Regions from separate parts of the Homo sapiens genome. Here region 2 is linked to region 1. Evidence: chromatin loops called from intact Hi-C (ENCODE). Cell type or tissue: body of pancreas. All regions are shown on one strand. Links, peaks and the distances in the headings refer to the core of each region. The heading gives the core; the rest is flanking DNA.

Region 1 (4,378 bases), core at 180-4,179:
AGCTCACAGCACTGTTTGCGTGAACTTTTTGGCACTTCTTTCCTTTTCCTTCCAGATTCAGAAAAGAACTTGGGATCATTCAGCAGAATGTCACAGCATCCACATTCTTTCCGCTGGAGCTTCTGCTGATGCAAATCCTGTGACCTCTGAGTTGAGCTGAGTGGTGGAAGTGAGCTTTTATAAGGGACTGGATCTGAGACTCGTGCCTGATGTTTGTGGCTGTTTCTCTTTGCTTGCCTTCTGTTTTCAGTGGAACACTCGCTTGATGTATTTTGAGAAACAAACTCTGGGATCAGTCCTGTTGAGCTAGTGGCTGGCTCCATAGTTTGGGGCCTGAAGAGGTTCCCGCACCCTCAGGGCTTGTGGCGGTCATCAGGCCTCTCTCCTGGGTGTAAGGTGTGTACTTCTCACCTGCGCACTGAGGGCCTGGGGGCTGTGGCCCCGACGCTGAGGCAAGTCAGGGGTGGGAAGGGTCTGAGGGGCTCTTGGCTGAGCAGACACTGAGCACATTTCTTTATCAAAGGCGCTGGGACTGCAACCTTCAGGGGTGCCCAGAGAGCGCCTGTTGTGGGCTCATACGGGGAGTTCTTGGAGGAGCACCAGGCAGGGAGGACTGTAGTGTGTAGGGAGTTGTGTGGAGTTTTGGTTCCAGAAAAGACGGAGGCAGCTGTAGAGGAAGGAGGACTATGGTGTGGAAGTGAGTGCCTGTGCTTTGTACTGAATAAACCTAAGGCTGATCCAAGGCTGATCGTGAGAAAGAGCCCCCTGTAACCTGGGACCTTGTGCCACTGTGCTCGGCCAGAGAGCAACTTCCATTATTGCCTTAAAACTAGGGGGACTGTGATTCAGTGACATTTCGGTGACTCCGATAATGACGGCAGGTGTCAGGTGCGCACAGGGCGTGGGGCTACCCTCTTACTGTGAAAGAGGACACGGGCTGCGTCTGTGGTGGCGAGCTCCTGCGAGTGCCCTGGCTCTGGCTTGGCCTCTCTTGATGATGTAGCAGAGCTGGGAGTCTCGCTGTAATCATCACCCGTCTTCCAAGTAAGTCTCACCTGTGGGAAATGCTGGAACACCTGAGCGGAAGCAGAGCCAGGGCAGTGCCTGAGCTGGGGCCAGGGGAGGGGTCCCAGTGCAGAGGTGCCCGAGGAGCCCTAGCGCCTGCCCCGCAGCCCCTGCCCCGCAGCGCCTGCCCCGCAGCGCCTGCCCGGCAGCTCCGCCTCTTCAGTGGCTCGGCTGTCAGGGTAGAAGGCTCCTGGGTTAACATCATGGAGTTTTCACCCCTGCTTCTCATCAGAAAAGCTGGGGGAACTTTTTAAAAAGTGTGGGTTCAAGGCCCAGCCCCAGCTTCACTGAGCCTGGGTTTCCCGGGAGGGGCCCAGGAAGAGATGTGTTTAACAAGCTCGGGAGGGTCTGGGGTGGGTCCTCAGCGGGGAGTCCAAGTGCTGGAGGCCCACGGTGGGGTCAGGACCCTTTTTTAGATCAAGGACCCCTTTGAGAACTTCATGAATATGAATAATGTGGGTCATTATTCTGGGGAAAAAAATGAACGAAAAATTTTTTTTCCTGTTTTTTTAAATTTTTTAATTAAAAAAAAATTTTTTTTGCAGAGGGTAGGGGGGTTAGAGATTGGTGGTTTTCCCTGACCTTGGTTTGAAGCCCTGCCTGTAGGTGCTCAGGAAGCACAGTTGGCAGCCACGTGGGCAGGTCTGATGTTAGGGTGACAGGTTTCTCAGCACAGTGGACCCCATTAGGGCTGCACAGGATGAAGATGGGCACGATGGTGAGGAGGGCCTGGAGCTGAGGCCACAGAGAAGGAGGCGGCCAGAGGGCAAGGACGCACTCCAGCAAGCCAGCCACTCCTTGGCTGGGCAGGTGCCCTGGGGAAGGCCGGGAGCCCTGCAGGACAACAGCCTCTCACCTGGGTCACTCACTTCCCTTTGCTGTCTTAATTTTCCTCCCACTCCCTCACCGCGTCCTCCGCCTGCTGTGGCCCTTGCTGGGTTGTGAGATGTGGGTACAAGGTGTCTCCTTCTCCTCTAGCTGCAGCCGCAGGCTGGGCTCCTCTCGGGGCCGTTGGTTTTGATCATCAGAGATACACAGCGGCGGCGGGTCGGGGGCTGGCTGGACTGCTGCTGCCCTTGGAGTGCTCTCCCTGCCCTCCGGCATGGCTTTCTGAGAGCAGGGCGCCCGTGAGCTGTGGGGCATGCGCCCTGTCCATTGCCTTCCCACCCAGTCTCGTGGGCCGCATTGGAACAGCTTTTTATTGTGTTGCATAAGGAGAAGGTTGATTAAAACACATGTTTTTGTACGGAAGCGCTTGCATTCATCTTGTGTGTTTGGAAATACATCGTACTGCATTACAAGGTAATGTTCCTCGAGGTGCGTGGTGTATTTTTGGCAATTAATATTCCACAGGAAGCAGTTAAGTCAGCGACAAGACTTGAGGGAGTTGACTGTGGTGAGTGGGGCGCTAGGCTCCGCTTCCGGGACGTCGGGCCACACTGGCCGCGAGGCCCAGTGGGAAGGTTTGCCACTCCCCACAGCTGCTTCTTGGGACCAAGCCGGGCTCACCTTTGCCTGCCTCTCAAGGTCACCCTCTTGGCATGGAGAATGGTAAACAGTGGGGGTGCTGCTGTCTGCACAGTGGGAGAGGTTCACCTGCCTTTCTCAGTGTAGAAACTTCCTGCGTGAATTCTGGACTGATGCAGAGTCCTCATGTGCACCTGGCAAGTTTGCCTGGCTGGCACGCGTAGCACAGGGCCTTCCCGAGTCAGGGTTGAGCCATTCGTGTGTCCACGCTGGTGTCTTAGGATAAAGGGCTGAAATCTGTTCTTTTTTTTTTTTTTTGAGACGGTGTCTTGCCTCTGTCGCCCAGGCTGAAGTGCAGTGGCGCGATCTCGGCTCACTGCAACCTCCGCCTCATGGGTTCAAGTGATTCTTGTGCCTCAGCCTTCTGAGTAGCTGGGACTACAGGCATGTGCCACCTGTAATTTTTTTGTATTTTTAGTAGAGATGGGGTTTTGCCATGTTGCCCAGCTGGTCTTGAGCTCCTGACCTCAAGTGATCTGCCTGCCGTGGCCTCCCAAAGTGCTGGGATGACAGGCGTGAGCCACCGCGCCCGGCCTGAAACCTGTTCTTCAGCTAAGGCGTGTTACATTCTGTGTGGTGTTAGGGAGCTGGTTTGTGATGAGCCACGTAGAGCCCCACGCTAAGAAGAACCATACAGGCCTGAAGAAGGCGGAGAGGTTGTTCAGGTTAAAAAGCGCAGACCTAGAGCCAGCTGGTTCTGTGCTCAGAAGGGCTGTCTCCTGGAGCTTCTGATGCAGTTGGACTTAACCTTATTTGGCTAAAGGATCAAGAACCAGTGTTCAATAAAGGTCACTCTTGATTCCATCCCATTGCCACCAAAACACAGTGCATTTAAGGGCAAAGGCCTGAGCGGCCAGTCGTACGTGCCTCACTCGTGACGGGCTGCAGATGGTGACGAGGACAGACAGCCGTGCACATACCCCTTGTTAAAAAAGGTCATTGTTGTGAATGGCATATGACTTGTTTATTTGGTTCTAAATTTATACAAAATCTGTAAAAATAACCGTTAAGCTTTTACAATGACAGGAATATTAAGGCTTGATTTTTTTCCTCGACAATTGGCAGAAGGCGTGTTTCAGTGAGCACAGACGGAGCAATCCAGGGAGGTCTGGGAAGGAGGAATGGGGCCTGGCCTGGCGGTGTCCTTGACGGCCCTCCATCGTTGTGGGGTTGGTGTTTGAGAGGTAGCTGTGGCGCGGGGCCGGCTGCCATTCCCGCGTCTCCTCGCAGAGGCCTGGACCTGCGCCTGGGGCTGGCAAAGCCCTCTGCTCTCGCTGCTGCCGCCGCCTCCATCTTCCTCCACCCTCTGGTGGGGCTGGTCACAGGCAGGGCATGGTCCCATGATGGCTCAGCCCCATGGGGCCCCGGGACGCTGTGTCCAGGATGGGCGCCACTGCCGTGGGTGGCTGTTGAAGTGAAGTCAATTCAGCTGATTAGCATCCAGCATTCAGTTCTCCCTCACGTTTCAAGTGCTTGTAGCCACCTGTGGCCCATAGGGACGACACTGGACAGATGACATTTCCAGTGCCATGGGAGAGTCTAAGCTCAGCTCTGAAGCTGTGAAATGTTGAGTCTTTGTTTTAGTTAAGTTTTGTTTTTTTGCAAAAGAAACGAGATTGTGGCCTGGTGGCCAGCTGGGTGTCAGTGGGGTGAGGGCTTCTAGGCGTCCGGGTGATGCATGGGCTGAGTTTGCAAAGTGGATGTGTCAAGGCTGAAATGCTAGCTGAGAAGCATTGCCCACGCTAGGCTTGGACACGCAGGGAGGGATGAGGTGTCAGAGAGGCCC
Region 2 (4,378 bases), core at 289-4,288, 52 kb after region 1:
TGTAAAGATTACTTTTAAAATATTTAAGTTAAAACTACTTGAATAGTATTTTGCTGAAGAGCAAGATATGCATTAATCACCGGTTTTATACTGTCCAAAATGAAGCATCCCCGTGACAAACCAGAGTGGGCAGAAGCATCGAGAGCGTGACAGGAAATCCCAAGACTGCTTCCGCCTCAGAGGCGTCCCGGCTGCGATTCGCTGCCCTGTTGTCAGTGAGGCCTGGCTGTCACCGCACACCGCGTCCGTGTCTCCAGGGGGTTCCTTTCTTCTCACACGTCGCGTGTACCCATAGCACTCTTGTGTTTCTGTTTTTCCCAGTATGCATGTTTAAAATAGAAGTGACAAGAATCACATCCGGTTGTGTCCTGTGGGAGGGTCAGAGGCAGAATCTACTTACAGTGGTGTAATTAAAGTTATTTAACCAAAAATAGGTATGTGTCCATCTCAGCATTCACCTTTATCAAGTGACTGATTTTTTTTTCTTTTCTTTCCTTTTTTTTTTTTTTTTGAGACGGAGTTTCACTCTTGTTGCCCAGGCTGGAGTGCAATGGCATGATCTCGGCTCACCGCAACCTCCGCCTCCCGGGTTCAAGCGATTCTCCTGCCTCAGCCTCCCAAGTAGCTGGGATTACAGGCACGCGCCACCACACCTGGCTGATTTTGTATTTTTAGTAGACACGGGTTTTCACCATGTTGGTCAGGCTGGTCTCAAACTCCCGACCTCAAGTAGTCTGCCTGCCTCAACCTCCCAAAGTGCTGGGATTACAGGCGTGAGCCACTGCGCCTGGCCGTGACTGATTTTTTTTCATGTAGAATTGTCAACACGAGAGATCACAGTGGAGCACTTTGAAAGACCGTCGGTTGTGTGCACGCACGCACACACTCATGCACACGCTGACACGCGGTTGCATGGAGTCCAGGTTACTCAGGCCGGCACTTCTGAGTGACAGGTGCCACCTGCGTGTGTCTTGGCGTCCACATCACACCTGTGACGGAAGCACTTCTGGAAGTGAACACTCGTTTTGAAAGCTTGATTTTGTAGCTTTGGAAGCTGGAAGCGATGGTGTTTGGTGCCGAGTCCTGTGTCATCCTCGGGGCCTATGAGCTCCGTACCAGCCACTCAAAAGTGTCTGAACAGAACCGCTCCGTGACTGGTAGCTGGGTCTGAGGATTCAGGATTGTGGCGTTATTCAAAGAGGAGACTTTGAAATTCCCCGATGGCTGGAATGTGGAGCCCAGGTGCCTCTGGTGGAGGGTCATCTGCTTTTCCAGACTGTGGTTGTGAACCGGCTCCTTCTCCAAGAAAGGTTGCAAGCTGAGAACATCCAGAGGTGAGACTCAGACACATTGAAAGTGACTGCATTTAGGGAGGTTTAACGAGTTCTTACTGATCATTCCACTTGTTACTGGTTAAGATAATTTGCCCACGGGTTTGTTTCCAAGTCCTCTTCTAGGACCAGGCTCCTGGTATTTCAGGGGCTGGTTGGCTGCACAGACAGCCCCTCTTCTGCTGTCCTTGAGGACAGACACCAAACCAGAGGTGGAGGAAGAACGGTAGGAAGGCTGATGGCAAAAGCGGCTGTGTGTCGAGGTTATTTTAACTTTTTACTACTTTTTGTTACTGTTTCTGCAAATGCTAACACATAAACCATGACCTAACTTTTGTCACCTTGGATATCTATTGAATGTTAAACATCTCTAATAAAGATGGCCACCACTTAATGTGTGGAAAGTGATGGCCTTCTCGTGGGCCACGCGTTTGGGTGTGAGTATGGCCTTGACCAAGGGTCTTGGTGCTTTATTCACTTTTAGAGATAGGGTCAGTTGCCCAGGCTCGAGTGCAGTGGTGCAGTCATAGCTCACTGCAGCCTCGACATCCTGGGCTCAAGCAGTCCTCCAGCCTCAGCCTCCCAAGTAGCTAGGACCATAGGCACATGCCACCAAACCCAGCTATTTTTTTAAAACAATTTTGTAGAGACAGGATCTCACTGTGTTGCCCAAGCTGGTCTTGAACTCCTGGGCTCAAGCAATCCTCCTGCCTCAGCCTCCCAAAGTGCTGGGATTACAGGTGTGAGCCACTGTGCCAGGCCCTTGGTTCTTTTAAAAAATTAATCCTGTCATGTAGGATGTCCTTACAGAATGAAAAACCTAGCAAGCTTATTCCCCAACAGAACCTAATACCTTGGTTGGATTCTATTGCTAATTGAAATGAGAATTCGGTTCTATGGTCATTGGTTCAGGGTGTATGTATTGTGAGCTGCTGGAGACAGAACGGTGAACAGGCATGCCTCCCGGAGAGCCATATGCAAAGCACGGAGAGCCACATGCAAAGCACGTGTTGGCAACATAGCACATGCTGCTGCTCACCAGGCTCACCTGGGATGACGGTGTGGATCTGAGTCGCTGGCCACGTGGCGACGTCTGCCCTGCCCTAGTGTCCAAGGACGGTGAAGGGTCGGGTGTCACCAACACCTGCAGCCTTCTCACCGGGCGAGGCTTGGGTTGTGGGAAGTGGGGGACAGCTGGCCCTGGTCCCCAGCCCTGATGGACATCCGGCATTTTGCTGGTGCAGGCTGTCCTGAAGCCAGACCCTCCCGAGACTGCTGTCTGGGAGGAGAGCGAGCCAGCGGCCCAGATGCCTTGGTCGTGGGGAGGTGCCTGTGTGTACCGTGAGTTTCCCAGCCTCCGGCGGCAAGTGGGAAAGCCGGTACAGGAAGAGTGGTGCCTGCAGGTGCTCCCGGTCACCACCACCCCTTCCAGACGCCATCCCCAGAGCTCACATCTGTGCTGGCTGGAGGGTCAGGGCTCCACTCTGCCCGACAAGCAGTCTGGTGCAGGGGACGCAAATGTCAGACCCAGCAGGGCCCGGCACTTGGAGAAGTGCCACATGCCACCCTGGTGGCCTCCGGGCACCCCACTGTCCACGTGTCTGAGCATGGAGCTGTCCATCTGGGGCATTGGCCTTGAACACCAAGGACCTGCCCCGGTTTGCCAGGCACATCTGAACACAAGGTCAGGAGGTTAGAACAGGACAAGAGAAACGCCTGGAGGCCTCCTCACAAGGCATCCTGCTCTTTGGGGAAAATTTCTCCCCAGCAGAAATGGGGATTTACAAGTTTTACAGGTCCTTGTCATTTCCGTGAAGGAAAACAAAGCAAAGACAGTTACGAGTTCTGGTGAGCTTCCCACTGAGCTGGGCGACAGAGTTCAGGTCTCCAAGTGCCGGGCCCTGCTGGGTGTGACATTTGCGTCCCCTGCACCAGACTGCTTGTCGGGCAGAGTGGAGCCCTGACCCTCCAGCCAGCACAGATGTGGACGAGGGGCGCAGCTGGACCCCAGAGGAGAGTTCGATCCATCTGCAGGAAGTCCTGATGGTCCCAGTTTTCTTTGATGGCCACATCTGGACTTGCCTGTGTGTAAAGTGGACACAAAAGACGGGGCCCCTGCCGTGGCCGAGAACGTGGCGGTGGCTCCTGCTGCTTGCCAGGCAGCACGGGAGCTGGGTCTCCCTCGGACCCCTCAAAAGATGGTTCCTCACCGTCTTCTACAGGCTGATGTAAAATTTCTGTGAGGCGAAAGCCACATTTGCCAGCTCTGGGTACGAAGTTCACTTCACAGTCGGTCCTTCGCTTGGTGAGCTTTGGGAGCCAGGCTGCCGTGGCCAGATGTTTAGGAGCACGACGGTGGCTCTGCAGAGGGCGATGGTGTGCAGCCGGGCTTTCCTGTCGCCCACACCTTGCAGGCCCTCACCCCTCCCCGTGCCTTCACCCAGCTCCTCCTCCAGTGCCATTCATCCCAGCAGGCAGCAAGGACATGGCAGCTGAGAAAAGATGCCAGCAGAACGCACTTATTTTATAATATTTAACAACTGTCAGTGCCAAACTGCATTAACACAGTCATCCTCAGATTTTTCAGAGGGCTGTGTACACATCTGTGAAAATAAATGTTAACCTCTAAGATTTGAATGAAGATTCTCTGAAGATGGGCAGCAGGTGACCTTTGTTTTACACTGAGCAATTTTTCACCATCTCAGCCGCTCTGGCCATTTTGAAAAGGGCTACAAATCTGCTAAGGATGAGTCCTCATGCCTGGTTATCAGAAGTTTGGACCGCGTGTTCCTGAGGATTGGCCAAGCAAATGGCTCATTTCCAAAAACTGCCCTGTGGAGAGGGGGCTGGGGGACACTCGTGACACCTGTCGGGCGGCACATGTGATGGGTGGAGCACCCAGGTTCTCCAAGCAGCAGGAGGCTCTGATGGACCCCCCTCCCCTGGCGGGGGGACGCTACTGCTAGAAGCAGCGAAGGGCCCGGTGCCCCAGGTTTCAGCTGCCTGCCTTCTGCCGTAAGTTGCCCCAGCACCTTCGTGCTTTTCAG

What was found. A loop is a pair of places that touch in the nucleus more often than their neighbours do. Peaks named below come from ENCODE experiments on the same cell type or tissue, not always from the same donor. Only the 100,000 strongest peaks of a DNase experiment are listed, where the experiment ranks them.
Region 2: a loop joins it to region 1, with 2.1 times the contacts of the local background. A loop is called at or near these places in 23 of 110 quality-filtered maps.

The regions. Positions count from the first base shown.
Region 1 is chr20:62,242,266-62,246,643 of GRCh38, forward strand. The region is part of intron 1 of OSBPL2 (oxysterol binding protein like 2); the gene reads left to right. Among named protein-coding and RNA genes, the nearest start is that of OSBPL2, 5.9 kb to the left of the region's middle. RefSeq lists enhancers at 1,528-2,136, 2,137-2,744. In body of pancreas, for the core only: no CTCF peak of the experiment used is centred there; DNase peaks (open chromatin) are centred at 1,046, 1,816, 2,556 and 3,096; H3K27ac peaks cover 4,000 bases.
Region 2 is chr20:62,294,459-62,298,836 of GRCh38, forward strand. OSBPL2 (oxysterol binding protein like 2) reads left to right here. Exons shown (of 14, transcript NM_144498.4): 14 at 1-1,725. Among named protein-coding and RNA genes, the nearest start is that of ADRM1, 6.3 kb to the right of the region's middle. In body of pancreas, for the core only: no CTCF peak of the experiment used is centred there; DNase peaks (open chromatin) are centred at 2,503 and 3,693; H3K27ac peaks cover 3,152 bases.